Regions from separate parts of the Homo sapiens genome. Here region 2 is linked to region 1. Evidence: chromatin loops called from intact Hi-C (ENCODE). Cell type or tissue: HCT116. All regions are shown on one strand. Each heading gives the region's core, and the rest is flanking DNA. Links, peaks and the distances in the headings are about the cores only. Region 1 holds the start of LOC91450 (a long non-coding RNA gene). Region 2 has its middle 170 kb from the start of TBC1D2B.

Region 1 (14,717 bases), core at 2,503-10,502:
CTAGCTTGCCTTTGTTCTTCCCTTTCTCTGTCTGTCCCAGCCCATGGCAGTCTCTGGCCATGCCACCTTTTGCCTGGGGCCTGCCAGCCTTGGCCTCTCGCTGGGGTTCTTCAGATATTTCCCCGGGCTGGGGCGTGGGTCTGATGCCTTTCCCGCCACATGCCTCACAGGGTCACACCCGTGGGCCTGCACGTGGGTGTCTTGGTCCCCAGTGCTCGCGCAGCTGCGGTGGAGGTTCCTCAGTGCAGGACGTGCAGTGTGTGGATACACGGGACCTCTGGACACTGCAGCCCTTCCATTGTCAGCCCGGGCCTGCCAAACCGCCTGCACACCGGCCCTGCGGGGCCCAGCCCTGCCTCAGCTGTTACACATCTTCCTGGAGGGAGGTGAGGCCTGGGGGTTCAGATCGGGGGAGGGGATGCCCTCAGACCCTGGCTGTGCCCTGACTCCTTCCCTGCCCACCCAGTGCTCCGAGGCCTGTGGCGGTGGTGAGCAGCAGCATCTGGTGACTTGCCCGGAGCCAGGCCTCTGCGAGGAGGCGCTGAGACCCAACACCACCTGGCCCTGCAACACCCACCCCTGCACGCAGTGGGTGGTGGGGCCCTGGGGCCAGGTGAGCCGGGCTGTGGCGGGGAGCAGGGAGCAAGTGCTTGGTAGCACCTGGTCAGTCCTGGGTTGGGTGAAGGAGCTGTGGAGTGTGTGCTGTGAGCCAGGCTCTCTGTGGCCCCTGCACATGCAGCAGTGACTGGACAGCCCTGCCATGCTGGCGCTCACACCTGCCAGGGAAAAACGGACAAGGAAAGGGCACATGTGTTATGATGTCAGGGAAGGCCTTCTGAGGAGGGGCCTGGGGTTGAGACCCGAGGGGAGGAGTCAGTGATGCCAAGGACACGGAATCGAGGGGACAGCAGGTGTGAAGTCTGAGGCAGGAATGTCGAGCTTGGGGCGATCAGGGAGCCCAGCAAAGGCCAGCGGCAGAAGGGGGCGTTAAGAGGGGCCTCGGATGGGCAGGATACCTTCTGCTGGGCCTGTTTGGAACTGAGGGGTTCAGAAATCTCAGGTTTGGGCCCTGAGCTGGGTCCTGGAGTCAGCTGGGCCAGCGTTTGAGTCTTTGTCCCACTGGCTGCTGAGTGACTGGGCAGGTTGCTTTGCTTTGCTGGGTCACTGTTTTCTCATCTGTAAAATTGGAACAGCTTAGGAGAGGAGGGTCAGAAGGATTAAATGAAGGAACGTAATGAAGCACAGGGCTGGGCACAGCACGACACTGGCAGAGACTCAGCGCATGTTCAGGGCTGATAACAACGAAGCCTGGCGGGCTGGGCCCCGGCTGTGAAACTGTCTCCTGCCCTCCTGCCCATGGGCTGCGGCAGGTCCTCTGCCCTGTCCCTCGGGCACAGTGGTGTCTCGCCCACATCTCTGCCCACTGCTGCATCAGGGCTCCATCCCGGGGCCCCTGCCCAGGCTTCTCAGGCATGTCCTGTGTGAGGGGCTCACTGCCCTGCAGCCCCGAGGGCTGTCCCACGGTTCTCATGCCCCTTCCCTCTGCAGGAGCCAATCCCACAAGTGAGAGTGGGGTTCCGGCACCAAGTGGGCTCTAGGAATGGGACCAGGTCCTCCAGGAAGCACTGAGAGGGCGGCTGGGAGCAAGGCCAGGCCAGTCAGGCACAGGGCACAGGGACGGCTTCCCAGAGGAGGTGTCCCTGCCCCCACTGCTAGGGCTGGCCCTGGAGACAGTCATTCCTCCCCTGCTCCCCCCAGTGCTCAGCCCCCTGTGGCAGTGGCGTCCAGCGGCGCCTAGTCAAGTGTGTCAACACCCAGACAGGGCTGCCCGAGGAAGACAGTGACCAGTGTGGCCATGAGGCCTGGCCTGAGAGCTCCCGGCCGTGTGGCACCGAGGATTGTGAGCCCATCGAGTCTCCCCGTGAGTCCCCTGACCCCAGGCTCCCTGCTGAAGTGAGGTAGGGTGGGGAGGGTGATGGGGAAATGGTGTCGTCAAACCATTGTGCCCACGGCACTGGCTGGTTCCATCTGTAGTCTGGGCTCAGGAGCCACATGGCCACTGAAAATCCTGATGCCACAGGATGCCTTGCCGGAGGCTGGGCTGTGCTGGGAGTCAGTCAAGGGGTGTCCCAGCCACACAACATCCTGCAGGCAGCTGTCTGGCCTCAGGGGAGAAGAGGGAGTGGCCCTGGCCCCTGAGTTGCTGTGTGAACCTGGGTAAGCTCTTTCTCCTCTAGGTCTCAGTCTTCCCACAGTGAAGCCAGGGATGGCCCTGAGGCTGTGTGAAAACAGCCTGGGTGAGACCCTGTCCTTAACCCTGATCTTAACCCTGACCTATCTATTCCCTGGCTAGAGGACTGCCTAGAGTGAGCAATAGAACCACATGAAGGGCCTCCCTCCCCTGCCCCCAACATGCGCGCGCACACACACACACACACACACACACACACACACACTTCCTCCAGCTGCAGCTGCTCCCAGCAGTGCTGAGGGCAGGAAACGGGGTGGCCCTGGAGTGTCACCTGGGATCCCCTCACCAGCTGTGTGGCCTTGGGCTCCCATTTCCCTCTCAGGGCCTTCATGTGCTGAATAAAGGGGCTGCCAAGCCCCATCCTTGCATAAATGAGGTCTGGGCATGAAGGGCACAGCACTGCGTGGGCATCCAGGTGGTGCTCAGGGAAGGCAGCTTTCTCCCCTCCCCCACAGCCACTGTCATCCCCAATTGCAAGGTCAGGGAGAGGGCCTGGGGCTGACCCTGCCAGTCCAAGGAATCCAGAAACTGTGGCATGAACAGCTGCGTCCCCTGTGCTATTGGCTGGCTGCTCCCTGACCCTAGAAAAGAGTCCTCAGCCAGGGCACTCACGCTGACATTCGGGGCCTCCTGCGATCTCCCCGGTCTGCCTTCTCCGCTTGTCCAACGCAGCCTTCTTTACCTGCACCGGCTCCTGGGCAGCCCTCATTCGGGCTCAGAGTGGCCCCTGCCATGCCTCGCTGCCCTGCCTCTGGCAGGGGTGGCCTTCCTGCCTCAAACCCCATTACCTCAAGGTCCAGTGGCAGTGCCCCCACCCTGTCCTGCCTGCCCTCAGCACGCACCCAGCCAGCATCTCAGAGCACTCCTATGTGCTGCCTGAGCTGGGTGCTGGCACCACGTCTCTCACCTTTATGGCTAGGGCTGGCCACAGGGAGCGGGGTGGTTATGATCCCAGTGGGGGAGGACCAGATGGGGCAGAGAACAGAAACTGAGGCCCCTGGGGGCCTAGAACCAAGGACGGATGGCCCAGGAGGCTCTGGGCTTGCAAGGTCTCCCAGGGGCGGGTGTGAGTGGGCTGCAGGGAGTGGGCTATGGGGGCTGGTTAGGTGGCTGAACTAGAAGCTGTCCTAAGTGAGTTTTCTGCCATCAGTGAACAGTGGAGGGGGGCTGGGAAGGTGTCCTGGACTTTGAGATCTGGAATTCCCAGATGTTCTGCTGGTCTGTGGGACAGTTGGTGGGACATGTGGAAAGCTGGGAAACGCGTGTGTGTGTGCTCACTGCAGTGACACAGCATGGCCATATCCGTTTGCTGTGGAGGTGGGGTTGACAGAGGAGAGAACCGAGGCCCAAGAGGTGAAGCAGCTTGTCTGAGGTCACCCCGGGCGACCAGGATGCAGGCCTGCAGATGTGCACTTTGGAGCTCTGCCTGGAGCTGGGGTGGAGGAGCCTGCCTGCTGCCTCGTGCCCTCTGCCGGGCCTGGGGGATGTCCCAGGCCCAGGGCTGGCTGCTGTCCTCCTGCTCCTCTTGCTGGAGTAAGCAGGGCCTGGGGTTTGTTAGCAGCAGCGGCAGCAGCAGGAGCAAGGCTAGGAGGCTGGAAACAAGCCACATCCCAAAATAGCTCTGATAACCATGGGGCAGGAGGGCCCAGCCAAGCCTCAGCCCTGACAAGCACAGCCTGCAGCTGGCCTCCCTCCCCACTGGGCCTGGGCTCAGTCCCTGGTTTCCACTGATGGCCTGTAAGGCCCACTCACTCTAGGCTTTGTGGCCCACCTGAGAAGTGGGAGGCTGGCCTGGGAGATGGGACCCTGTGACTCAGAACCCGAGGCTGTGTACAGCCCCCGTGGCTGGAGGTGGTCACAGAGGCCTGGCAGGATAGGTGCACTGGAGCAGGGGGAGGTGGCGGGAGTGGACGGCAGAGGTTGCTGCAGGCTGGCAGGAGGCCCCTGGGACCTCAGTTCTGTGCCAGGATCTGTCGGGGAATACCAGGGGTGAGCAAGTATGGAGATGGGGTGGCAGGGTGTCACCCTGGGCAGGCTCTTTTATGGGCATGTGAGGGGGTCAGGGTGGGGTCTCAAGACCTTTCCTCCAGAAACTTCAGCCCAGCAGCGCCCGTTCTTGAATCCTGGGGTTGGCCATGAGCAGGTGGGACAGAAATAGCAACAGCTGGAGACGTGTGACCTTGAAACCGGGGCACTCTGCTTGGTGGGGAGCTGCTGGAGCCTCCTTAAGGTGGTTGGGGTGGGGAGCCAGGTTCTGATGCCCCCCCCGCCCCCCCACCCCCCCCAATCCCCCGCCCCCCCACTCCCCCCACTCCCCCCCACTCCCCCCCCACTCCACTCCCCCCCACTCCCCCCCCACTCCCCCCCACTCCCCCCACTCCCCCCACTCCCCCCACTCCAGGCTATAAGCGGGACCACCTGTCCTTCAGGTTCTGCGAGACGCTGCACCTAGTGGGCTGCTGCCAGCTGCCCACTGTCCGCACCCACTGCTGCCGCTCGTGCTCTCCGCCCAGCCACGGCGCCCGCTCCCGAGGCCATCAGCGGGTTGCCTGCCACTGACCGTGCCAGGATGCACAGACCGACCAACAGACCTCAGTGCCCACCATGGGCTGTGGCGGAGCTCCTGCCCCCTACGCCCTACGCCCTACGCCCTAATGGTGCTAACCCCCTCTCACTATCCAGCGGCAGGCTGGGGACCTCCTCCCCCCTCAAAAAAAGTATTTTTTTATTCTAACAGTTTGTGTAACATTTATTATGATTTTACATAAATGAGCATCTACCATTCCAAAGCACAGCATGACTTCATCTTGGATTTGGAGAATCTTAAAAGTGAGAAACTCTTCCCCCCACTCCTCTGCCCAAAACTCCACCGCCACAGCACCTCGGCAGGCGCGGCTTTTCACCTGCTCCTCTGGGGCAGATCTGCAGGGTACAGAGCAGCAAACAAGTCCGTGAGAGCATGGCGTCTGGTGAGGCACGGGCCTTGGAAGCTGGGGGGCTGCTGCCCAGGGAGGGCTATCTGCGGAGGGTCGGGTTCTGGGGGCAGGAAGGTCTTCCGGGCAGGGGCACAGCTTGGCCCTTACTTGCTGCCTGCCTCTAGCTCGGCTCCCAGCTTTCCCTGGGGCCCCACTCTGTGGTCCTCAGAGACCTGTTCCACAGGGATTGGGCCCACCTTGTCACTTGCAGGACTGCCCCTTGGAGTGATGGGGACTGGGGCCCCCAGGGGCACCTCCCTGGGCCTGTTGTATCTGTTGACTCTTCTGCAAAAAGTAGACAGAGAAGAGAGCAGGCTGGCCCGCTGTGCTCTACTGTGTCTGTCCCAGGACTCGGAAGGTAGGGAGGGAGCGTGGCCAGGGCGGCTGCCTGCAGGTGCGTGTCCTGCTGCTCCCCAACTCAACATGCTCACCTCATTTCACACCAACAAGCCCCATCCTCAGAGGAGGAGCCCAAGGCTCTGAGAGGAAGTAACTGGCCCAAGGGCACATGCCCTGGTGACACAGGCCCATCCTAGGCCCTGACTGCCCACCTCCAAGTTCCAGGCCACCCTGAGCAGGCCCCAGTGGCAGCTTTGCACAGAGAGGGCAGCCTGCCAGAGTTCACACAGGAAAGCAAGTTGCTGGGCAAGCTAGAGTGAGTCCCAGCCCCGCTGTGCTGCCCGAGGGTAGAGGAGCGTCAGGCGTGCTTCCTGTCTGTCTGCAGCAGCCCGGCTGGCCCAAAGAGACTCTAGGGACCCAAGCTCTGAGTCATGGCTTCCCAGGCCTTAGTCAGAACGGCCCCTGGTGGCACTCCCTTCCAAGGGGTGGGGAGCAGGGCCTGTCGACTTGCTCCTGACCCACACACGGAGCCAGTCCCTGTCCCAGCTCTGCCCCAGCTCTGCCGCCGCCGCTCTGCTGCGTGACTCCAGGAACCCCCAGCCTCGCTGAATCCATGTCCGCAGAAGAGAAAAGCCTGCCAGGCCTTGGCCTGCCCTGTCTGGGAATCCTTGCTGGAGCCACCCCGAAACACCCCTATGGGAACCCCTTTGGTCTTTATCATTCTTGGGTGTTTTCCACTGATGACTGCGGGTGTGCCCAGTGGCAGCTGGGCCTGAGCTGTCAGCCCAGGCAGGAGACAAACAAGCCTGTGACTCAGGCAGGGCATGGCACAGCTGGCGGAAGGAGGCATGCCTGTTCTTTGTGGCTGGGCGGGGGGTTATCCGGACACAGGGAGTCTCCAGCTTCCGGCTTTCCCACCTCGGTGCCCCCAGCCCACACCTGCAGCTTGGCCATGGTTCTTGGGGCCTCCCAAGGCTGCCCCTGCTGGCAAAGGCATCCTGATGCACCCGCCCCAGGGTGAGCCAAGGGCAGAGACACCCAGAAACGCCAGGCTGGAAGGTTGGAGAGCCCCTCCTCGCCCCCCGCAACACCAATAAGCCCTGCCCCACCCTCCAAGCCCTTGGGGTGAGCCCCATCACCAGTGACTATAACTGAATTTCAATGCAGAATATTATACAAATTAGTAGTTTATTTCTTCCTTTAGTATTACAGTTCCAAAACGTAACTTGAAGGTCAGCACAGGAGCTGCTGTGATATAAAAGGAGAGAGTCACCTGGCGCCCCCTGCAGTCCTCCAGTTGCCCAGCAGCAGTGGGACGTTCAGTGGCACACAGTGGGTCTCTGTATGGCCTCCCACCTGCAAGGACTTCCCCGGGCAGGCCCAGCTGCCCAGAAGCCCCGGAACACACAGGAAGACAACACTATAGGATGGCAGGTGGGGATCTGTGCAATACAAACATGTAGCTAGAAAACCCAACCGAGGATCTGTCTAGAATACTTCCGATATCAATATACCGTAGTTGAAACCAGAACCGTCTCCAGCTGTCAGCAGTCTTGGCGGCTACTGTACAGCTGTCAGCATGACTACAGGCAGCGCCCGAGGCTATCTGGGGTAAGAAGTGGGCCTGCACATCACATCGGTGAGTCAGTGAGAGTCAGGGCCAGAGGGAAAAGCAACTCGGAGGCTGAGGCTGGCACAGATACACACAAGGGAGTCACACACATAACATAATAACTTGTTATATAAAATAGATATGTGGAATCTAGAAACACCTTGAGAAAATAGCCTATAAAAATATAAACTGTAGTGAGAGTGTACAAAAGTATTAACAGAGGTTCAACCCATAAAAAACCCCATCCATTTAAAAGTTGGCAATTCCTAGCAGGTGTTGGGAGGGAGCTCCCCTCGGTCCTGGTGCGCACGTTTGGACAGGCCTTTGGGTTTCCCAGCTGGCAGGGTCCCCCTTGCAGGGGCCACGGGCTGGGTGTTGGGGTGAAGGTTCAGAGGAGGAACAGCAGCTTGGGGCAGCCCCTGTCAGAAGGGCCCCCTGCCATGGCAGCCAGTGGAGGCCAGGGACCTTCAGGGCACTGGAGGGGACAGAGCAGCTCTTTCCTCAGTGACCCGAGGGAGGGGAAGTGTTAGCGCAAAAGAGTGGGGCCCACAGTCCTGGAAGGAGGAGTTGGCTCCGTCCCGTTCCCAAACTTTAACCAGGCGGAGCCGCCCTCTCTTGCCTTCTGGACACGCATCACTTGATTCCAGGCAGGAGAACCTCTGAGAAAGTGTCCCCAGTCCCTTTCCTCCAGGAACTCTCCTGCTGTCGCACACACACACTGCCCGGCAGCTGCTGACAACTGCCTGGAAACACTAACATACCACCGTGGGTTGCAGCCACGACGGGCCCCTGGTCAGGTGCATCTCTCAGGGCAAACTGGACAACACGAGCCTGTCCCTAAAGGCAGCTCTTAGCCCCAGGACATGGCAGTGTGTGCTGGCATGTTCCAGGGGCCATTGGCTCGGAAAGTAAAACCTCAGGGCCCAGCCCCATTCCTGCTGCACCTCCTCAGCAGCCGCCCCCCAGGCTGACAGCTGTCGTTTCACGATGGGCTGAGGGGTGGGGGGGGTTCCAACACTTGATTCGAGCAGACTGCAACGCCCAGCTCACAGGACAACTGAAGGAGTCAGACCTCAAACTGCTGCTCTCAAAGACAAAGACAATGACAAAACCCATTTTTGATGCCTGAAAAGAGGCAAAGGCTTCTGGCTAAATATAGAGGCCAGCTCCGTCTACCCAGTGAAACATTAGTGGAGTTGGTTAAAGACACGAAGCCGGAGCTCACTCTAGCATGTGCTGAAACACCAACTTTGCCGTGGCATTGCCAAAAAGTTGACAGCAAAAAATAGGAAAAATACTTCTTAAAACTGCATTGCTTCAATTCTTAGTCTCAGTGTGTTCACAACAAAGGATGATTTCCAGTTTTTTTCGGGTAATATGAAACATTCCACTGAGATCATTTATCTTGTATTTTCATAACACTGTGCCAGAAAACATCCTCTCACATCTACGCATCAGGGATGGTCTAGAGCGATTAAGCAAAAACAAGCTCCTTGCTCAAAGCCTCTCCCCAGCCTTCAGAAAGGCAGTCCTCTGAGTTCCCAGAAACTGCTGTGTCAGAGGCAACAGTGCCCCTGCATCCTGGCAGAGAACAAGGATGTTCCAGGCAGTGGTGGGGTGGGCACACATCTGGGAGAGCTCACCCAAGCCTGCCCCAAGCAAAAAAGTTTCCCAGCCCCAGGCACTGGCAGCCGGCCTCCTGCACAACCCAGGCAGGTGGAGACACCAGGAGCACTGGCCATCCCCAAGGAGGCCATGGTTTTCAGCTGTCCAAGAGCGTTCACGCTGCGGCTGCACCACTGCCCTGCAAAGCACCCCCGAAAACATTCCTCCATCCCCTCAACCAAGGCCAGCCCAGGCGTGGGCCTGCTTTGCAATATGACGGTCCACTGTTTACTTGGAATCCCATCCCATCGTACTTGGTGAATGATTTCCACAAGTCAAGAAGGGCATTCCACAGAATCTCACAGAGCCATGCCTGGCACGGGGCAAGCTGGGGACAGAGCAGCCCAGTGATCTGCAAACACAGGCTGGCCATGAGAAGTGAGGGTGGGTGTCTGGGCAGCCAGGCCCTCCCCATGCAGGCTGGAAGACACTGATGGAAGGGTTGCGTGTGGAAGAGCAAAGGCTATTCTAGAAATGGGGCATGGCTGGCAGCTTAAAGCCACTGGTGGGAGGTTCACAGGCTTTCCTACAGTGGCCATTTCTGAACAAGGGATGTGCCTGCTTTTCTAAGGCAGCCCCTTTTCATACCAACCTTATGCCTGAGGCAGCAACCCTCTGGCCTACAGGTGCCTAAAGCACAGCTGGCATCCTTTATAGCACTGCCATTCAAAACCACACACCACTGCCCACTATGTACAGGAGAGAGAATATGGGGAGATGCCCAGCAAAGCAAGGTTTCAGAGGGTCAGAGCACCGACAGGCTGACGGAGGCTGGAAACAGGCTCTTGCAAATAGCCACTGGTAAGCCTGAGGATCCACCAACCAGGCAGAAAGCGTGACTGAGATACGTGTAACCAAAAGCATGGCACGGAAATGGTTGTAAACAGATTAGACCTCCCACCCCTGCCCCCCGCACAGTGGGAAATGAGGAAGGGCAGCCTGGCTTGGGACATCTGCCCAGCAGATCCCCAGAGGACACACACGTTACATTCTGGCTTTTAAGTGCACTTTCACCCTTTGGGCACACTTTGGTTGTGAAGGAAGGAAGAGCAGCATCCCGAGCCCACTCAGGTATCCTCCTCCTCGTCACTGACCAGCTCACCCTTGTCAGGGCTGGTGTCCCGCTCACGCAGGAAGTCCTCACGGATGGCCTCCAGCTCGGTCAGCTCCAGCCGGACTTTCTCCAAGTGGTAGGCGCGTCGGTTCCGGATCTGGCGTAGGGGGAAAGGGTTCAGGTCCCCAAAGGAGATACTGATCAGCTTCCTGGCAGGACGCAGGGGAGAGACAAGAGAATCAGCGGCGCTCCAGAGAGTGCTCACACACAGCCCTCACAGGCATAGCAGGTGGCCTGGGGCAGGGTGGGAAGAGCGCTGGCCAGGCTTGGGGCCTGATGTAGGGGATGAGGCCCACCTTCTGTAGAGAGGTGACAAAGCACAATGGCCCAGCCAGGGGCAGGCTCAGAATGACGACCTGGACTCCAGCTCTGCCACATGCTTGCTGTGTGACTGAAGTCACCCCCCTTTTCTGGCCTCTGATCTTCATCTGCACACTGGGGTAAGAGTAGTGCCACCTCCTAGGGTGTGGGATTACTCGTGTTCCCACACATAAGCCCTGAGAAGAGCTCCCGGCACTTGCATGGTGATGGCAGGTATGTCTTCATCCTTGGGCGGGCATGAGGCCTGGCACCGGGCACGAGTCCGGGACGTCTGTGTCCCAGGACTCATTGACTGGGAATGAACACAGGCCCAGGCAGTCCTGGCGATGACTGTCAGACCCAGTTGGCAATGTGACAAGTGTCCAGATGCAGTCTACAGAGAAATGTGCAGCTTGTGGGTTTCACATCCCCAGGTCAAGGCTCCAATTTTCAATAAAAATGTTAAGGTTATGATCCACTTGCTCCTAACCACTGGTCAGTGGCTTAATAAAAACAAGACCAAAAGCTGTCCTGAGGCCTGGCTATGGATTTGTAGCACTAATGGGTCAGCCACACTGGTCTCTGGGGATCACAAAATAGGCCAGTTCCTAGGGCCACCTTCTTCCCCTCTCTGGATTCTGCCAGGCCCCAAATGCTTTGTATCCACCAACATGGGCTCATGCGCTTCCCTGTCAACCAAAGGCCCAACAGACTCACCAGCCCCAGGAAAAGCTGTGATGAAACAGAAATGCCCCGAAGGACTTCCTGCCTGTCCCCATCAGAGCAGGCCATTTGCTCCTGCTGCCGTCGGCTGCGTGGGCTCCTTTTAACACAAGGCACACACGAGGGTGCAACCTTTTATGTTTCAAAACACCCACTACTACCTGGACATGCTTAACTCTCGTCCAGAGGCTTAAGGTCAGAAAGGCCAGCTTTATTTAAATTCTGAATTCCCCAGTGTGTGTTCTGGAACACGGGAGCACCAGAGAACAGAGAACGCCCAAGCACAGGGGTCCCCGCGTGTGGATTTCTCGGGTTCCGCCTCCTGCCTGGCTCTGCAGACCAGGCTGCCAGCCCCAGCAGGCGGGAGGAGGCTCCGTGTGAATGGGGCACAGGGTCCCCACCACCAGTCCTTTCTCCCCAACAGCTGTCAGCTCACAGCCCCCACAAACCCCAAACCTACGGCGCCCAACCCTCCTGTGCTGCAGAACACGAGCCCGAAGTATAATTCTTCATTTGTTCCTCAGTCAGGAGCTGACAGAGGCCCCTCGGCCCAGGCTGGCACCCGGGACGCCAGACCCCACCTCTGCCTCAGGCCTGGAAGGTTCCTCTGGGAAATGAGAAGGTGCCCCATGGTCAGCTAAATTTGGGAGACGATGCTCAGCGCCTTAAAAGGCTCCTAGAAGTCCTGCTGCAGAACATGGTTCAATCCTGTGTAACTCCCGTCTCCTGAATGCAGCTGACCACACAACTCCCTCCCTGTGTTTCTGAAGGCCGATCGCTGTGCTGCAGGACTGGCCTCCTTGCAACCACTAGTCTGGGGAGCTCATTAAAACACTGAGGCTCTAGCCCAGAGGCGGATTATGGGCCCTTGCAGTCTTGATAACAGCGGGGAGCCTGCCGCCGCCTTGGCACTCCTTAAAGCACCTGTTGGTGTGGCGACCCTGCTTTCTAAAGCAAGCTGCAGGGGAGACCGTACCGCGAGCCACTCAGAAGGAGGCGCTGCAGGACCATGCAAGGCCCAGCAGTGTGGGAGGGGCCAGGTTGGCCTGCGGTGCCAGGGAAGGGCGGGCACTCACCAGAGCCACGCCCACTCACCTCCGCTCCTCCTGGCAGCGCCTGGGACCCAGTACAGAACTGAGGGCAGCGGCGCTCCCAACACAGCCCTAGCTGTTGGCATGGGCGAGCTCACTCCCTGTCACTCTCGGCAATCCTGACCCAACACGAGATGAACAGAAACCCTCCAGGCTCACCGCAGGACTCAGAATCAAACTTTCCCCAGCAAATATGATTCCCATATCCCTCCTCATTTGGCAGAAATCAGGGCACTGTTGTTGGTGCTATTAGTAAGCCTGAAACTATTACAAACCCACTCCCCAATAAAAGACTCTAAAAATAGCGACGACCTCCAGGAAGCCTGGCATGGCCTCAGCCAGCACCTCAGCTCCCATTGTCCAAATCGGCTCTCAGGGTCAGAGCAGCCAACAGCTGCAGTCCAGGGGACATACAGACGAGGATGGCCCAGAACAGGCAATGACTGTGTGGTCAGGGAGGGTTCCCGAACACCTGGCCTCCCAGGCCAGAAACTCAGGGGTCCTCCAAGTCAAATTCCTCCCTCCCTCTCTTCAATCTACCCCCCTTCTCCATCTGTGGGACCACCTACCTCCAGGCCACCACCTCTCCCCCTAGAGCCCTCTAACAGCCACCAGTCCTGCCCCAATCTGACCTGTCTGTCTCTTGCCTAACCCTGCAGGACTTCCCAGCACTCAGGATGAAGCCTCAAGTCCTGAGAGAAGTCTGCAATCACCCTGACAGCCCAGCTCTGCTATGGCCCAGCCACACTGGCACCAGCCGGGCTGAGCTGCCTCCACACTTCCCCAAACACACGTGCCCCACAGCTCTGCGCCACCACTCCTGAAGGACCCCCTGTCCCCATACTGTTTCCTTGCTGCCCCTTGCCCAGCTTATTTGGCCTTTCTCCGGCCTGGGATCCCTCTACCACAGCATGGATCAAACGATGCGCAACAGTGTCCCCAGCAAGGTCTTCCAGGACAGGCCTTACTCTCCATCTGTCATCCTCAGTGCCCAGCACAGACCCTACCACAAAGCAGGTACTCAGTAAATGCTTTCTAGACAAATGAAACTATTGCTGTTCGTTGTTGGGATTTATGTTTGTAGGATAAAGGACAGAATCCTCATCTCAGTTCCTCCTAGGTAAGGCTACTTGGGGCTCACACCCCTTGCTCTCTTTTCCCTGGAAAGCAATGCCCTCTCCAACACTGTACACCGGGGATGGCTCTGAGTTGGAAGACAGCAAGGACAGGCTGCTCTCAAGGAGGCAGGGGTCAGGCTTCCTGCTCTCCTTGACATCTGAGAACTCCCCAGGACTCACCTAGCATCAAGGATAGTGCGAGTGAAGTAGCGGAGATACTTAAATATAGACATCGAATCTTGCAATTTCAAAATCTCCTCTTCCTTGTACTTAAAAAGTGCCAGAGCAAAACGGAAAATAACCTGTGGAATAAACAGGGAAATCTGTTAGTGGAAAAACCCTGTGGGTCCAGGCACAAGGCTGGACTCCAGGGGGGTGCTGGCCCTACTGGGGACAGGGGGACATGGCTTGCACGGTCCCCGCCCTGGGGAAAGACTATTGACCTGAGGGGCAATTTTCACTGGCTAGGCCAAGACTCCTTTATTACAGGAAAATAAACCCTGCTGGTTTTCAACAACACATCAGCCCAAACCAAAAATCTCCTTATAGGAGATCTTTGTGGAATCCTTTCATACTCAGAAAACACTTCTAGTCAATAAAGCATAAAGAACAAACATAAGGAATCATTTTAAAATAAAACCAAAATCAAGGTTTTCTGATTCTGAAACTCTTAGAAAGTCCCACCTACAGAGGCTGTTTCCATCTCAACTGGTGCACTTTTGAAGATAGCGAAGGAGTTTTTTTTAAATTTTATTTTTATTTTTGAGATACAGTCTTGCTCTGCCACCCAGGCTGGAATGCAGCAGTGCAATCTTGGCTCACTGCAACCTCTGCCTCCCAGGTTCAAGTGATTCTCCTGCCTCAGCCTCCTGAGTAGCTGGGACTACAGGCGCCCGCCACCACACCCAGCTATTTGTGTATTTTGAGTACAGATGGGGTTTCACCATGTTAGCCACGATGGTCTCCATCTCCTGACCTCATGATCCACCCACCTCGGCCTCCCAAAGTGCTAGGATTACAAGTGTCAGCCACTGTGCCTGGCCTTTCTTTTTTTTTTTTTTAATTTGTGTTTGGGGTACATTAGAGGTTAGAGGGAATGGACTCCTGGTAGTCTTGCAAGTTCAAGCAGCTTTGGAACAAACTGCTTTCCCCATATCTAAGGGCCTGTACTTTCTCTAATTTAGTTTGTTTTCTGGGTCTTGCTGTGTTGCCCAGGCTATATTTTAACTCCTCAGCTCAAATGATCCTCCTACCTCAGCCTCCCAAGTAGCTGAGACAATTGGCACATGCCACTGTGCCCGGCTAAGGTAAAGAATAAATTGAGAAGAGTAACTAGAAGACTAGGGAGGGGCCTCCACTCCATTACAAACACCTGTTTATACAATTAGGGTTTAATATGTAAATATATTCCTTATTCAAAAACTGATTTTTAAAAAACATACAACAGAGCGGGTGGGAGGCTCATGGGCAGTAAGGCTCTGAAGTTGGCTCCCCCAAGTTAGTCCCCCTCATTAGCCCCCCTAATCCCC
Region 2 (14,717 bases), core at 3,189-11,188, 91 kb before region 1:
ACATATTTGAGGGCCACCTGCGGGCCGTGGTGGAGAAGGGCCAGGGTACGGTATTGCTCCACAACAGTGTGCCTGTGGCCGATGGGCAGCCCCATGAGGTCAGTGTCCACATCAATGCTCACCGGCTAGAAATCTCCGTGGACCAGTACCCTACGCATACTTCGAACCGAGGAGTCCTCAGCTACCTGGAGCCACGGGGCAGTCTCCTTCTCGGGGGGCTGGATGCAGAGGCCTCTTGTCACCTCCAGGAACACCGCCTGGGCCTGATACCAGGGGCCACCAATGTCTCCCTGCTGGGCTGCATGGAAGACCTCAGAGTCAATGGCCAGAGGCAGGGGCTGCGGGAAGCTTTGCTGACGCGCAACATGGCAGCCGGCTGCAGGCTGGAGGAGGAGGAGTATGAGGACGATGCCTATGGACATTATGAAGCTTTCTCCACCCTGGCTCCTGAGGCTTGGCTGGCCATGGAGCTGCCTGAGCCATGCGTGCCTGAGCCAGGGCTGCCTCCTGTCTTTGCCAATTTCACCCAGCTGCTGACTATCAGCCCACTGGTGGTGGCCAAGGGGGGCACAGCCTGGCTTGAGTGGTGGCACGTGCAGCCCACGCTGGACCTGATGGAGGCTGAGCTGCGCAAATCCCAGGTGCTGTTCAGCGTGACCCGAGGGGCACACCACGGCGAGCTCGAGCTAGACATCCCGGGAGCCCAGGCACGAAAAATGTTCACCCTCCTGGACGTGGTGAACCGCAAGGCCCGCTTCATCCACGATGGCTCTGAGGACACCTCCGACCAGTGTCAGTGACGGCTCGGGTGCCTCATGCCTGTGGAGGGGCCAAACTTACCTCCTGCCCATCCAGGTCAACCCTGTCAATGACCCACCCCACATCATCTTTCCACATGGCAGCCTCATGGTGATCCTGGAACACTTGCAGAAGCCACTGGGGCCCGAGGTTTTCCAGGCCTATGACCCGGACTCTGCCTGTGAGGGCCTCGCCTTCCAGCTCCTTGGCACCCCGTCTGGCCTCCCCGTGGAGTGCCGAGACCAGCCTGGAGAGCCGGCAACCGAGTTCTCCTGCCGGGAGTTGGAGGCCGGCAGCCTAGTCTATGTCCACCGCGGTGGCCCTGCACAGGACTTGACGTTCTGGGTCAGCGATGGACTGCAGGCCAGCCCCCCGGCGACGCTGAAGGTGATGGCCATCCAGCCGGCCATACAGATCCACCGCAGCACAGGGCTGCACCTGGCCCAAGGCTCTGCCATGCCCATCTTGCCCGCCAACCTGTTGGTGGAGACCAATGCCGTGGGGCAGGATGTGAGCGTGCTGTTCCGCGTTACTGGAGCCCTGAAGTTCGGGGAGCTGAAGAAGCAGGGGGCAGGTGGGGTGGAGGGTGCTGAGTGGTGGGCCACACAGGCATTTCACCAGCGGGATGTGGAGCAGGGCCGCGTGAGGTACCTGAGCACCGACCCACAGCACCACACTGACGACACCATGGAGAGCCTGGCCCTGGAGGTGCAGGTGGGCCAGGAAATCCTGAGCAATCTGTCCTTCCCAGTGACCATCCAGAGAGCCACCATGTGGATGCTGCAGCTGGAGCCACTGCACACTCAGAACACCCATCAGGAGGCCCTCACCACAGCCCACCTGGAGGCCACCCTGGAGGAGGCAGGCCCAAGCCTCCCAACCTTCCATTATGAGGTAGTTCAGGCTCCCAGGAAAGGCAACCTTCAACTACAGGGCACGAGGCTGTCAGATGGTCAGGGCTTCACCTAGGATGATGTACAGGCTGGCCGGGTGACCTATGGGGCCATGGCACGTGCCTCGGAGGCAGTCAAGGACACCTTCTGTTTCCATGTCACAGCTCCACCATTCCCCCTGCTCTGTACCCTCTCCATCCACATTGGTGATGACCCAGACGTTCACATCCTCACCAATGTCCTCCCTCATGGTGCCTGAGGGTGGTGAGAGTGTCCTCTCTGCTGCCTACCTCTTTGTCAAGAGTCTCAACAGTGCCAGCTACCTCTATGAGGTCATGGAGCGGCCCCGCCATGGGAGGTTGGCTTGGCATGGGACACAGGACAAGACCACTATGGTGACATCCTTCACCAATGGAGGCCTGTTGCGTGGCTGGCTGGTCTACCAGCATGATGACTCCGAGACCACGGAAGATGATATCCCATTTGTTGCTACCCGCCAGGGCGAGAGCAGTGGTGACGTGGCCTGGGAGGAGGTACGGGGTGTCTTCCGAGTGGCCATCAGCCGTGAATGACCACGCCCCTGTGCAGACCATCAGCCGGATCTTCCATGTGGCCCAGGGTGGGTGGCGGCTGCTGACTACAGACTACGTGGCCTTCAGCGATGCTGACTCAGGCTTTGCTGACGCCCAGCTGGTGCTCACCCGCAAGGACCTCCCTTTGGCAGTATCATGGCCATGGATAAGCCCACGCGGCCCATCTACTGCTTAACCCAGGAGGACCTCAGGAAGAGGCGAGTACTGTTCATGCACTTGGGCTGATCATGGCGGGATCCAGCTGCAGGTGTCCGATGGGCAACACCAGGCCACTGTGCTGCTGGAGGTGCAGGCCTCGGAGCCCTACCTCCGTGTGGCCAACGGCTCCAGCCTTGTGGTCCCTCAAGGAGGCCAGGGCACCATCGACATGGCCGTGCTCCACCTGGACACCAGCCTCGACATCCGCAATGGAGATGAGGTCCACTACCACGTCACAGCTGGCCCTCGCTGGGGACAGCTACTCTGGGCTGGTCAGCCAGCCACTGCCTTCTCCCAGCAGGACCTGCTGGATGGGGCCGTTCTCTATAGCCACAATAGCAGCCTCAGCCCCCGTGACACCATGGCCTTCTCTGTGGAAATGGGGCCAGTGCACACGGATGCCACCCTACAAGTGACCATTGCCCTAGAGGGCCCACTGGCCCCGCTGAAGCTGGTCCGGCACAAGAAGATCTACGTCTTCCAGGGAGAGGCAGCTGAGATCAGAAGGGACCAGTTGGAGGTGAGGAGTTGGATGTGGTGAGCGGGGGTGTGGGCCAGGTAGAGGGCCTCCCGCCCAGCCTCCATGCCAGGAACACGTGTGACTTGGGCTGTGGCTGTGGTGGCTCCAGGTTGCATGTGTGCACGTGCCTCAGATGTGCTCCCGTATATGTTGTGCTCCCAGGAGTTTCTGGGGAGCTTGCTATACACCCATCCTCCTGGGAGTTGTGTGCGCCTCCAGAGGTTGTGTCCACTCATGTCCATGACATGGCTGAGCATGCAGATTCCTGGACCCCACCCAGCCCTACAGAATCTCTGACGTGGAGCCCGAGAATCTCCATTGCAGTCAGTTCCCTGGGAGGACATCACGGGTCCTGAGCTTTGGGGATTGCTGACCGTGGAGGCAGGCCGCTACTCCTCAGACCCTCATGTCCCCCACTCTTTTCTCAGAGCCCAGACCAGGACTAGGAGGTCTGTCAAGGGCTTCTGCCCACCCAGGAACCCCACAGAGCAACCACGGGCCCTCCAGCAGGCTCACTGACTTGCCCTGTGACCTCAGGCCAGTCCTTGCCCGCTCTTGGCCTTACTCTCCTACACTGCTCATTTCGGAGACCCTTCTGGTCTGCATGTCTGGAGCTTGGGGCCGACAGCAAGCCAGCAGATCTGGAGTCAGGAAGGCCTCGTGGGAGGAGGCAGCGTTTGGGCCGGGCTCTGAAGAGCACAGGCCATCAGGAGCAGAGAATGGGGAGTGGTATTCCAGGCAGAAGGAACATTCCGGGCAAAGGCATAGAACAGGAATGTGAGTTTGGGGGTGGTTTGGCCTCTTGTGGCTGGCCCATCAGGTGAGGGAGCCCGTGTGGCCTTTGGGGCGTGAGCTCTGTAGGGCCTGAGCTGAAGGCGGCTGTGCCTCCAGGGGGGTGGGGCGGGGCGCCCTCTGATGGTCCTGGGTGGTAATAGCAGGGGCTGGGGAGGTGCTGCCTGCAAACCAGCCTCAGGCCTGACAGATCCTGAGCAGGGGGACCTGTGTGTGTGCGTGTGCACACGCGCATGTGTACATGTGTGACCGCGTCAGCGTATGATGAACTTGTGTGTCTGTGTCACTGAGTCTGGGGACATGTGATTATGCACCTCCCTGAGGGAGTGCCTCTCAAGCTGTGTGACCGACCCCCTGCAACCGTGTGTGGGGTGGGCATTAACACGTGACCAGCAGCCGGGGCAACCCAGTGAAACCCCATCTCTACACAAAAAGTTAAAAATTAGCCGGGCACGACCAGGTGCGGGGGCTCATGCCTGTAATCCCAGCACTCTGGGAGGCCGAGGCGGGCAGATCACGAGCTCAGATCGAGACCATCTGGCTAACACGGTGAAACCCCATCTCTACTAAAAATACAAAAAATTAGCTGGGCCTGGTGGCATGTGCCTGAGATCACAGCTACTTGGGAGGCTGAGGTGGGAGGATCCCTTGAGCCTGGGAAGTTGAGGCTTCAGGGAACTGTGATCACACCACTGCACTCCAGCCTGGGTGACAGAGTGAGACCCTGTCTCAAAAAACAAAAACTGTGACCAGCTGCATGTCTGGCGGCTGTGTGTGTGAACCCACGTGTGTGTTTGTGTGTCTAAATGAGCAGTGATATCTAGAGGAATAAGTGGGGCAAGATCAAGCCTGTTCCGGCTGCTTAGGGCCACAGTGGACCCCTCTGAGACCCCCTCTGTGGTCATGTGAGTCCTCATGACCTCTTAACCAGGCAGCCCAGGAGGCAGTGCCGCCAGCAGACATCATATTCTCAGTGAAGAGCCCGCCGAGTGCCAGCTACCTGGTGATGGTGTCACGTGGCGCCTTGGCAGATGAGCCACCCAGCCTGGACCCCGTGCAGAGCTTCTCCCAGGAGGCAGTGGACACAGGCAGGGTCCTGTACCTGCACTCCCGCCCTGAGGCCTGGAGCGATGCCTTCTCGCTGGATGTGGCCTCAGGCCTGGATGCTCCCCTCGAGGGCATCCGTGTGGAGCTGGAGGTGCTGCCCACTGTCATCCCACCGGAGGTGCAAAACTTCAGTGTCCCTGAGGGTGGCAGCTTCACCCTGGCCCCTCCACTGCTCTGCATCGCCGGCCCCTACTTCCCCACTCTCCCGGGCCTCGGCCTGCAGGTGCTGGAGCCACCCCAGCATGGAGCCCTGCAGAAGGAGGATGGACCTCAAGCACCTTCTCCTGGAGAATGGTATGCCTGTGAGAGAGGCCCAGGGGCTGCAGCCCGGCTCTGGGGGCAGAGTAGAGGGAGCCCCAGGGACTCCCAGTCTGGGGGTTATACACAGAGAGGAGACGGGGAGTCACATTTCAGAAGCACCTATGCTTTAAATACTGTATCTTCTTTCTTCCTTACAACTCCTCTGGGAGCCAGAACTTATGGTCCCCATTTTCCACCAATGGAAGCTGAAGCCCTAAAAGAGTCAGTCTCCTCCTGCACCCAAAGGCAGGGCATGAAGGGTGCTGCTGAGGCCTGACTGCCATCCCTGGGCCTGCCCCTAGGTGGAAGAGCAGCTGATCCACGTACGTGCACGACGGGAGCAAGACACTGACAGACAGTTTTGTCCTGATGGCTAACCCCTCCGAGATGGACCACCAGAGCCATCCTGTGGCCTTCACTGTCACTGTCCTGCCTGTCAATGACCAACCCCCGGTCCTCACCACAAACACAGGCCTGCAGGTGAGAGTATTCCTGGGACCACCCCCAATTTCTGCTTCGAGAAAGAGGCCTGCGTCCCCTACTTCATGACACAGAACTCCCCCTCTCTGAGCCTCAGTTTCCTCCTCTGCAAAATGGGGACGCTGCCGCATGCCTCATGGGGTTGTTGGAAGGGGAGATGTGAGATTGTGCTGAAATAGAACACAGGTGGGAGATTTTGTTACTGGACACTTGCAAGTGCGGTAGGCAGACTTCCGAGTGGCCACAGGTGGCTCTGCTGTTCCTTCTCCTGTGGCTCAGAACCAGAACACCTGACAGAGTCACTTACAAACCCTTAAGGGCAGGCATCAGGGCGGGAGACATTAAGCTTCCCACCTTCACCCCAGCAAGTGAAGGCCATGGCTTGGCTCCCCAAACTCCTGCCCCTTGTGCCACAGCAGAGCAGGGCCCCCATTCTGCAGAGGTGGAAGTTGAGGCCCAGACGTGGGATGGAACTTCTCCATGGTTGCAAAAGTAGTTCTGGTGGAACAGAAAGGGCATGGCTTTACAAAGCCCACATGGCAGGGCTTTGAACCCCAGCTTCTGGGGTGTGTCCTCCCTGGTCAGCAGGAGCCACTGAAGGTTCCACAGGAGGGCTGACTTGGGCTGTCTCTGACCTGGGGCACCGAGGGAACTTTGGTGGTCTAGGACGTGCCCATAGAGGGTGGCCTCATGGTGCAGAGGCCACAGAATAGTGGGACACAGCACCCTAGAACCACAGGCCAGGACGGCTGTGTGGCAGCATGGCCACCAGGTGGTGCCATCCACCCGTGTTTGCTCCGGGAGCCCAGTGCTGGGGTCCTGCCCCCCACATTATGGCCCCTCCTGCCAGGGCTGGGCCTGAGGGCTCCCTGGGGCCGGGGGAGGAAGCCCAGGAATGCCAGAAGGCTCTGTTTTCCAGGCATGTGAGTCCCAATGCAGCTCTGCCCGCAAGTAATTGACCCAGCAAGACTGGTACCAGGACCTCAGGAACAGGCGCACCTGCTCTGCTTGCAAGTGGGAGGCCTGAAAAGGGGTCCCCTTTGCCCAACATGAGGAGGGCCCCTAACTGCTCTGGAAGCACCTGGGCCCATCCCACACTGATTCTGTGCTGCAGAATAGTGCCAACCATCAGCCCCCCACTCTCTGCGCCATGCATCCCTCCCTCAGCTGGAAGGAGGGCCCATTTCTAAAATCACCATTCCCACCTGTGCCCAGCCCCGGCCAGGCACACACGGAGGCTCTGAAAGGAGACCCCTGCCCCACCAGTGAGACAGATTAAGGAGCACTGTTGGTCAGCGCTGGGGGTTTCTGGGAGTGAGAACTTGGTGAGGGTAAGAGCTGGGGTCTTTCTGGGTAGGGGACATAAGCTGGCCTTGAGGGACACGCAGGACTAGGGCAGATGGAGAGCAGGGAGGCTGGGCCTGGAGGGTGACCTTCCCTGGGGCCTTCCCTGGGGTGACAGGGAAGGTGAATGTGGGAGGCCCTTTGTGCAGGGGAGCCAGAGTGGCGCCAGCCTCGATGCCACCCGAGGGCCTGAGCCACAGCAGGACTGGAGCCCTGGTGGCAGCCCAGGGCCAGGAAGGAAGGGGTGGGTGAGTGTGGCAAGGCAGAACCTTCACAGGCCTGTGTCCCCAGATGTGGCAGGGGGCCACTGCGCCCATCCCTGCGGAGGCTCTGAGGAGCACGGACGGCGACTCTGGGTCTGAGGATCTGGTCTACACCATCGAGCAGCCCAGCAACGGACGGGTAGTGCTGCGGGGGGCGCCGGGCACCGAGGTGCGCAGCTTCACGCAGGCGCAGCTGGACAGCGGGCTCGTGCTGTTCTCACACAGAGGTGGGTGCTGAGGGCCGGGCCTCGGGTTCCTGCTGCCCACGGGGGTGCCCTGAGATGGGGAGCCGGCTCGGGCCAGCCGGACCCAATGCCCCTGTCCCCAGGAACCCTGGATGGAGGCATCCACTTTGGCTTCTCTGATGACAAGCACACTTCCTCCGGACACTTCTTCTGAGTGATGGCCCAGAAGCAAGTGTTCCTCTTGCTGGAGGGCAGCTGGACACTGACTGTCTGCCCAGGTGGGTGTGCTGATCATGGGCGTTCCTGGGTGCCGGGAGCTGGGGCGGAGCTGAGGGTGGCATGCCAGGGTCATGCTGCCTCTCTGCAAACACAGGCCTGGGCCTGGATCTCAAAGGGTGATGGCCCCTTGTGCCTCTGGCAGGGTCCATCCAGCCACTCAGCAGCCAGAGCCTCAGAGCCAGCTCCAGCGCAGGCACCGACCCCCAGCTCCTGCTCTACAATGTGGTCTCGGGCCCCCAGCTGGGCCGGCTGTTCTCACCCAGCAGGGCAGCACAGGGGAAGCCCTGGTGAACTTCACTCAGGCAGAGATAAGGGCCCCACTCTGCAGCTACCACTCAGATGCCCCCAGCCTCAGGTGGCCGCTGTGCCATGGACATCATGTGGACATGGGTGCCAGCTCCAGCATCACTGGCAGCAGACACCCCCAGGCTGGCCATAGTCCAGGCCCTGGTGTCCTGCCCTCCAGGAGCTGCCACACTGGCAGGGCAAGTTCATGTTCCCAGAAGGAGGGAGAAAGATGCAGGAAGTCAGGGATACAGGGCCCTAGAGCAGGGCTGTGGTCTTGGGGTGTGGCTTCCAGAAGGAAGCTACAGCCAGACCCGAGGGTCTGGAGAGGGGGCACCATGTGGGGGCACTAGTGGCACCCCAGTAGCTGGCAAGGGGTAGTGCTTGGTGGGGGATGGAGTTGGAAGTGAAGCAGCTGCTGGGCCTGTGGGCAGAGGTGTGAGCCTGGGGCTCAGGTCCGGTGCCAGCCAGAGGCAGAGTGGATCCTAGGGGCAGATGAGCTGATGAAAGGCAGCTGAGTCAGTCAAGAGGGTGAAGCCGCTGTTCATCCGTCCTGGTGGCTTCAGAGACCACCAGGAAGAACTAGAGCTCTCAGCCATGGGTAGCAGCAGACTCTGTGATAACTGTGCCATGGGGGCCAGCCCAGTCATCGCTTAAATGAACACCTCTCCCTGAAGGCACAACAGGAGTTGTTCCATAGCAGGGCAGAGCGGGGCAGACTCTTCCATGGGCTGTCCTGGGCAGGTGGTGCACCTGATGCTCCCACCAGGAGGCTGCGTGGGCATCTGGACCCAGCACATGACAGTGAGTTCTGGGTAGGGCGCGTTCTTGCGGGTGCAGAGCTGACTCTGTCACTCAGGAGCCACGGCACGTGATACTGCCCCAAGTACCTCCAGAGGGGTCCCCCCGCCAGCCCTTGAAAATGGCAGAGCCCACCCCTAGCCCCCTTTCCTAGCTCCCTTGCTGGGCAGGGACCTCGTGAACCTGGCACTCTCCCTCCTGAGAGGCGCAGATGGTATTCAGCAAGTGCAAAGCCAAAGTCCCCGCCCAGCAAGTGGCTCAGATGGGGAGCCTTTGGACAGCTGGAAGGAGGTGGCTTTGACAGGTGGAATGAAGTCTCTTGGGCTTCTCACATCAACACCCCCCAGTGCCGGGTTCTGTATTTCCCTGGCTCCCCACTCCTGCTATGGCCCCCTCCCCACAATGAGATATTTGTCAGGCTGGTGTCTATAGCTGCTGCGTACCCTCAGTTGCTGGGAGCCTTTGTCAAGAATGCCCAAGAATGGGGAGGGCACAGGACCAGGCCATCAGCAACCCTCTTGCACTCTATAGTCCCACGTTACTCAGAGCTTCCCCGTGCCCCAGAAATATGAAGGACTAGATTGAATGGGCACCAGGGGGGCAGGCTGGCAGTGCCACCCAGGAAAGCGGGGAAGAGGCTATGTGGGCTACCTGGCCCACTCAGGGAGGAGGGCAGGACTGGGTATTGTCTTGACAGCAGCCCTGTCCCACAACACTGAACTGGGCAGGGAAGGGGTCAGGCGTCCCCCTGACATGGGGCTGGATTCCAGAGCATTGGACCTGGCCACCAGAATTGGCCGTCTCCATCCAAGGCACTGGGGCCATGGGTGCCAGAGCCACATGTGGCTGAGCTGGCAGAGCCTGCCCCCCAGGGAGCGCTGAGTCCCGGAGGTGGTCATTTCTGGGGAGGGGTCTGTGGGGCTCATCCCACCTGCCCCCTTCTTTCCAGCACTTGCATGGCGCTTCCCTCTATTTTCACTCTTGGCGGCCGCCCCACACGTTGCATTCCTCCTCCTTTCTTCTTCTCGCTGTCCTCCATCCTCCATTCCATCCAACTCCTCTCCCAGCCCCCGGGGAGCCTCCCTCAGGTCAGAGAGTCTGAACCCCGAGATGTTCTGGGTGTGTGGATTTCCTTCAGCTACCCTGATGTCCCCATTTCCAAGTCCTGACTCCTTTGAGCCATCCCAGGGGGTGTCTGGCCACTGGCCCACAGGAGCAGAGGCCAGGCTGCGACTGTGAGCATCAAGGTGTGTGATGTGTGTGTGGGCTTGCACACGAGTGTGAGTGGGAGAATGGCACCAGGCCTGGGCTAGGACAGAAGCAGCTGGGGAAGGAGCCTGGGGGGCATGGGCAATCTGATTTTTCCTCCACCCCTGCCCCTGCCCCCGCCCCACCCTACCCTGTCTAAACCAATGTGGTAGGGGTGGCTGCAGGGGCAGGGACGGGAGTGTCTGAAGCCTGTTTCACTCCCAAAGATTTCTAAGGAAAAGCGTTCTGCATCCTCTGGCTTGGCCTTGTTGGCCCATGGCCCTCTTTCAAGGACATTCACTCTGATTCCCAGTGTGCCATATCCACTGGCCACGTTCTCTAAGAAAGAACAATAGCATCTGTTTTTGTCTCCAAATGACTGTAGGGTAGGGCTGTGGGTTCAGCGCCCATAAACCAAAATGAGGCAGGGATTGGGGCTTGCCCTATGATGCGCTGATGAGCAACAGAAATGGGTAGAGGCAAGCAGCATAGCACTGGGCAAGAGCACTGGACTGGGAGTCCAGAGATGCTGCTTCACCCTGGGGCTTTAGGCAAGTCCCTTTCCCTCCCAGAGCCTCAGCATCCTTTCTATCAAATGATGACTTTCTGCCTTTCTCCCAGGGTGGCCATGGGGATCAAGGGAGACAGTGGCCATAGGGATGCTGTGTTAACTGCAGATGTGGCCGTAGGAGCACTTTGCTAACTGCCAATGTGAGTTCAGACTCTTCAGAGTATTTGACACCCAGGTTTATGGTGAGGTGTGACATATGGGATGTAAGGTTTAATGCCTGCTCCGACTCCAGTCTTGCTAACACATGCGAAACATTTGGCAAATCATGACCCTCCCTTGGGGAAAAGAGCAGTCTGGGAGAGCTTCTCCAAGGCAGCCTGGCTTCAACGCAGTCCGGGGCATGACTGAGATAGAATTATGTGGCGAGGAATTGGAGGGTATCTGGGTACAGAGCTGCAGTGTGGGCAGAGGTGTAGTGTGGGCCGCATCCAGGACAGCCACTGGCCAAAGCAGGGAACAGAGACGGAATGAGGAAGAGCTCTGTGGGGAGGGTGGGGCATAGGGTGGAGAACCTTCAAAGTCCGAAGAGTATGACTTGTTGGGGCTCAATGCTGTAGGTAGTAGGGAGCCATGGAAGGCTCTTAGGTGGAGAAATGACAGCTGGACATTAGCGAGCAAGCCCTGTCTCCATGAGCAACACCGGTGGTCCTCTGAGCACGCCAGGCACGAGTGTGCAGGGAGCTGCTGCAAATGCCTCGGTGTGCGGGTGAGCTTCCGCGTTGTGACTCTGCCCATGTGTGTGCTTCAGTGTGCTGAGTGGCTGCACGCCCCAGATCTGTGCTGCACGTGCCAGCCAGTGAGGGTGCTGGGCACCGGGAGGTGGCGGGGAAGGAGGCGTATGTGTGTTGTGGACATGTGTGTTAGCGTGTGCATGCCGGCTGTGGGGCCTCACAGCATGTGTGTGCACACCCCGGCATGCGCATGTGTGTGTGTTCCACAACCCCAGGCCTGCCCCACCCATGCGTGTGACCTGCCATGTTGATCTGATGCTTTCAGAATCACTATCAGTGGCCCCTGAGGAGCATCAGCCATGGTAGGTACATGCCTCACCGCCTGCTGCATGAACGGTGTTCCCGCCCCGCTGCACCAGCTCCACACGGGGGCGCACCTGGGACCTCAGATCCAGGCTCCCTGCCCCTCCTTTCTGGAGCTGCAGATTTGCTCTTTCCTCTTTCTGTCCTGGTGCTGCTGGCTCTTTCACCTCCCTTCCCTGCAAGCCATGGGACTCAGCGCCACTGCCCAGGGCCTCCATGGCTGAGCCTGGGGGCTCTTGGAACAGGCTCCATGCCCAAGCTGGCAGACATGAGTGCTCTCTGGAGCTGTCAGAGAGGACAGAGAGCTTGTGGTTTATGGTGTAGGGGCTGGGAGCTTGGAGGGCGTTGTGTGTGGGGCTGGACTCTGAGGCGGCCAGAGGTCTAGGAATGCTGTGCCTGTCGTGCAGTCTGAGTCATGCTGCCAGGTCAGGGTATCCAGCTCCCAGCCTGGGAGTGCTGAGAGCCAAATCCACTGCAGAGCAGGGGTGATAGTCAGGGTCCCACCTCCTCTATCTGTTGGCAATCCAGTGGTGATCTAGGATAAAACCCTGAGAGTCCCATACACACGGTCATCCCACAACACACCTCACAGGCCAGACAGGGACACACAGCCCCCTTCCCTCCCTCTGAGGTACCATCATAGCTGCTAGCATGTGACCGAAGGCAGGGTCCCTGGCCCCCACTGAAGCACTATCGCCGACCAGCAGGCTCACGCACCTTGGCCTGTTGCTCCTAGGGGTCGCCTGTGCTATTCAGCCAAGGGGACCACAGTGCCTGCTGGCCCAGCTGAGCTCCGCCTAGTGAGCCCACCCGCCTCCCCTGCCACGGACTCTCCCTCTTCTGCTTTTCCCAGCAGGAAGGACCCAGCCTCAGCTATGAAACCTGCAGCCCCCCCACCCCGCAACCAACTGAGGCTCCCCTCTTAAAGTCTATGGCCAGTGGCATCCGGCTACCTGCCCTCCCTGCCTTCCCCAGGGTCCCTTCAGAGGACCCTGGACATTCTCACCGCCCAGAGGGGCCTCTGGCACTCACTCCAGCCATCCAGCCCTTATAGCTTCACCATTTTGGTTTAAGCAGTGTTCCTTCTCTATCAGGCCTGGTGGCTGTTGGGTGGGGCTCCCCAGGCAAGAGGTGGCCCTGGGCCAGTGGGTTGGAAGAGAGGGTGAGCAGAGAAGAGAGAAGCCCAAGGCGGCTGAGCATTAGTCTGAACTCTGGGTGCACTGCCTGGGTGCCATGGGAGAGGCCAGCATGTGTGGGCTGGGGAGGGCTGCCACAGCCCCCAGGCACTACCTGTGAAGCTCCGGCTCCTCCCTCCATCTTCCTCCCCTTTCCCTTCCAGCCCCTGTTTTCCAGGAACCATTGCTACACCCGCACCTGCACCCTCCCCACCCTGGCCCTCCCACAGCTGCTGCAGCGTGCCCGCCCGTACTCTGTGCTTGCCTCACCCGCTCTCTGCTTGCTTTTCTCTCTCCTATTTTCTCTCTGCTTCTCTCCAACTGCCAGCTGATTGGGTCAGGCAAGTCCATCCCGTCCCGAGAGCCCCAGCCCCACTTCGACCTCTAAACAGATCCTCCTCTTCTCAGAGACCTCCCTTTCCAAGCCTGCCTGGGCGGGTGTCCTGTGACTTGACAGTGGCTCCCCCAGCCCCAAAGCCAGCCCCCTTCATCTGTGACTTAGTCTGTCATAGTGGTGAGCTGACACATCCAGGTGTGACCGTTGCTGAAAACTTGGGCCCTTTCTGTGGTATGCCCCTGCCCTGTTCTATAAATATCTATAAATACTCATACATATATATACACCTACACATGGCTGACCGCCTTGCCTCTAGCACTGGGAATCAGTCACCATACTGTCCTTGTGGAATCTTGTGGCCCAGCAAGAGGAAGCTCTCCCCTGACATTGCCCCTCCAAAGTGTGCCACCTCCAGTGAGCCTCCCTGTCATGCCTGGCCTGTGGACAGCCAGCCCCCGCCATCCCTCCCACCCCCCACCAAGCATGGGGGTGCTGTGCAGGCAGCTTTGTGGCCTGACAGTCTCTACCAGTCCTGGTGTCCCTTGGCTGAGAATCAAACCCATTTCTGGATGATGGGGAATGTGTCCTCTGCTGGCTGTGTTCTCTGTGGAGCTCAGGGGAGGGAAAAGGCCAAGCCATTTCTAGGGTGCTGTTGGGAGTGGTGAAAAGGCCACACCTTTTCCAAGGGACACTTCCTGGAAAGCCCCTGGAGCTTAGCTGGCTCTTATCCTGTGAAGCTGGCTCTGGCCACTAGGGGGCAGGGCCATGAACTCAGCCTGGAGGAGCCTGCGGGGCAGCTGACACTCTAGAGGGACAGACAGAACAGGCCACCCGGTGCAGACAGGAGAGGGAGGCAAGGGGACGGAACGGAAGATGCCGGGGGTGGATGGAAGTCAGTGCCCTTTGGTGCCGGTATCTGTCTTCCCGGCCACCGCTAGATCAGGCTTCTGAGCCTGTTGGCTGTCAGGGTCGGACTGTGCCCCATAGGCGCCATGGCAGTCCCCATGCAATCCACCAGGTGTCACCAGGCAGCATACAAGTAACAGGCCTGGAAGGTCCCCAACAGCCCAGCTGGACATGCTCACTCTGGGGCTCTTCATTCAGTGGCACAAACTCCAGGACCCAGTGAGGGAAATGGGAACCCACCACGCTGAGCAGTATGGCTAAATCCATTTATTCCAAAATGGAAAGCAAAATAAACAGGAGTCGCATCACCAAGGCAGCCAGGACCCCATCCCCTCCTCCTTCCTCTGTCCTATGCTATCAATAAATAAGTTTCCCAGCCACAAATAATGATTAGAACCTCCTCCTCATATGCCAGCTCCAACCTCCGCTAGGTACTATACAGGGGGTGGCCCTACCACCCGGAATATACAAAATGTTACACAGATACTATATGTACACTGCGGAAGGGGGGCCACCACAGCAGCCCATGCCCTCGCCTGCTCTACGGTTAGCTCCACTGTCCCACCTCAGCTGCCTCTCTGAATAAGATGGGAGCCCCCTGAGGGAAA

Evidence for each region. Hi-C counts contacts between places; a loop is a spot of excess contacts. Peaks named below come from ENCODE experiments on the same cell type or tissue, not always from the same donor. Only the 100,000 strongest peaks of a DNase experiment are listed, where the experiment ranks them.
Region 2: a loop joins it to region 1, with 22 times the contacts of the local background. A loop is called at or near these places in 2 of 110 quality-filtered maps.

The regions. Positions count from the first base shown.
Region 1 is chr15:77,988,251-78,002,967 of GRCh38, forward strand. It overlaps TBC1D2B (TBC1 domain family member 2B), which reads right to left. Exons shown (of 13, transcript NM_144572.2): 12 at 13,369-13,490; 13 at 6,735-10,105. The coding sequence ends at 9,910. LOC91450 (a long non-coding RNA gene) reads right to left here and starts at 5,975. Exons shown (of 1, transcript NR_026998.1): 1 at 4,983-5,975. It also overlaps the pseudogene ADAMTS7P3. RefSeq lists a silencer at 2,544-2,633. In HCT116, for the core only: a CTCF peak has its summit at 6,833 (motif pointing left); a DNase peak (open chromatin) is centred at 5,951; H3K27ac peaks cover 1,466 bases.
Region 2 is chr15:77,896,610-77,911,326 of GRCh38, forward strand. It overlaps the pseudogene CSPG4P13 and the pseudogene DNM1P9. Among named protein-coding and RNA genes, the nearest start is that of TBC1D2B, 170 kb to the right of the region's middle. RefSeq lists enhancers at 7,451-8,015, 8,016-8,580. In HCT116, for the core only: CTCF peaks have their summits at 3,934 (motif pointing left), 5,526 (motif pointing right) and 6,436 (motif pointing right); DNase peaks (open chromatin) are centred at 3,928 and 5,504.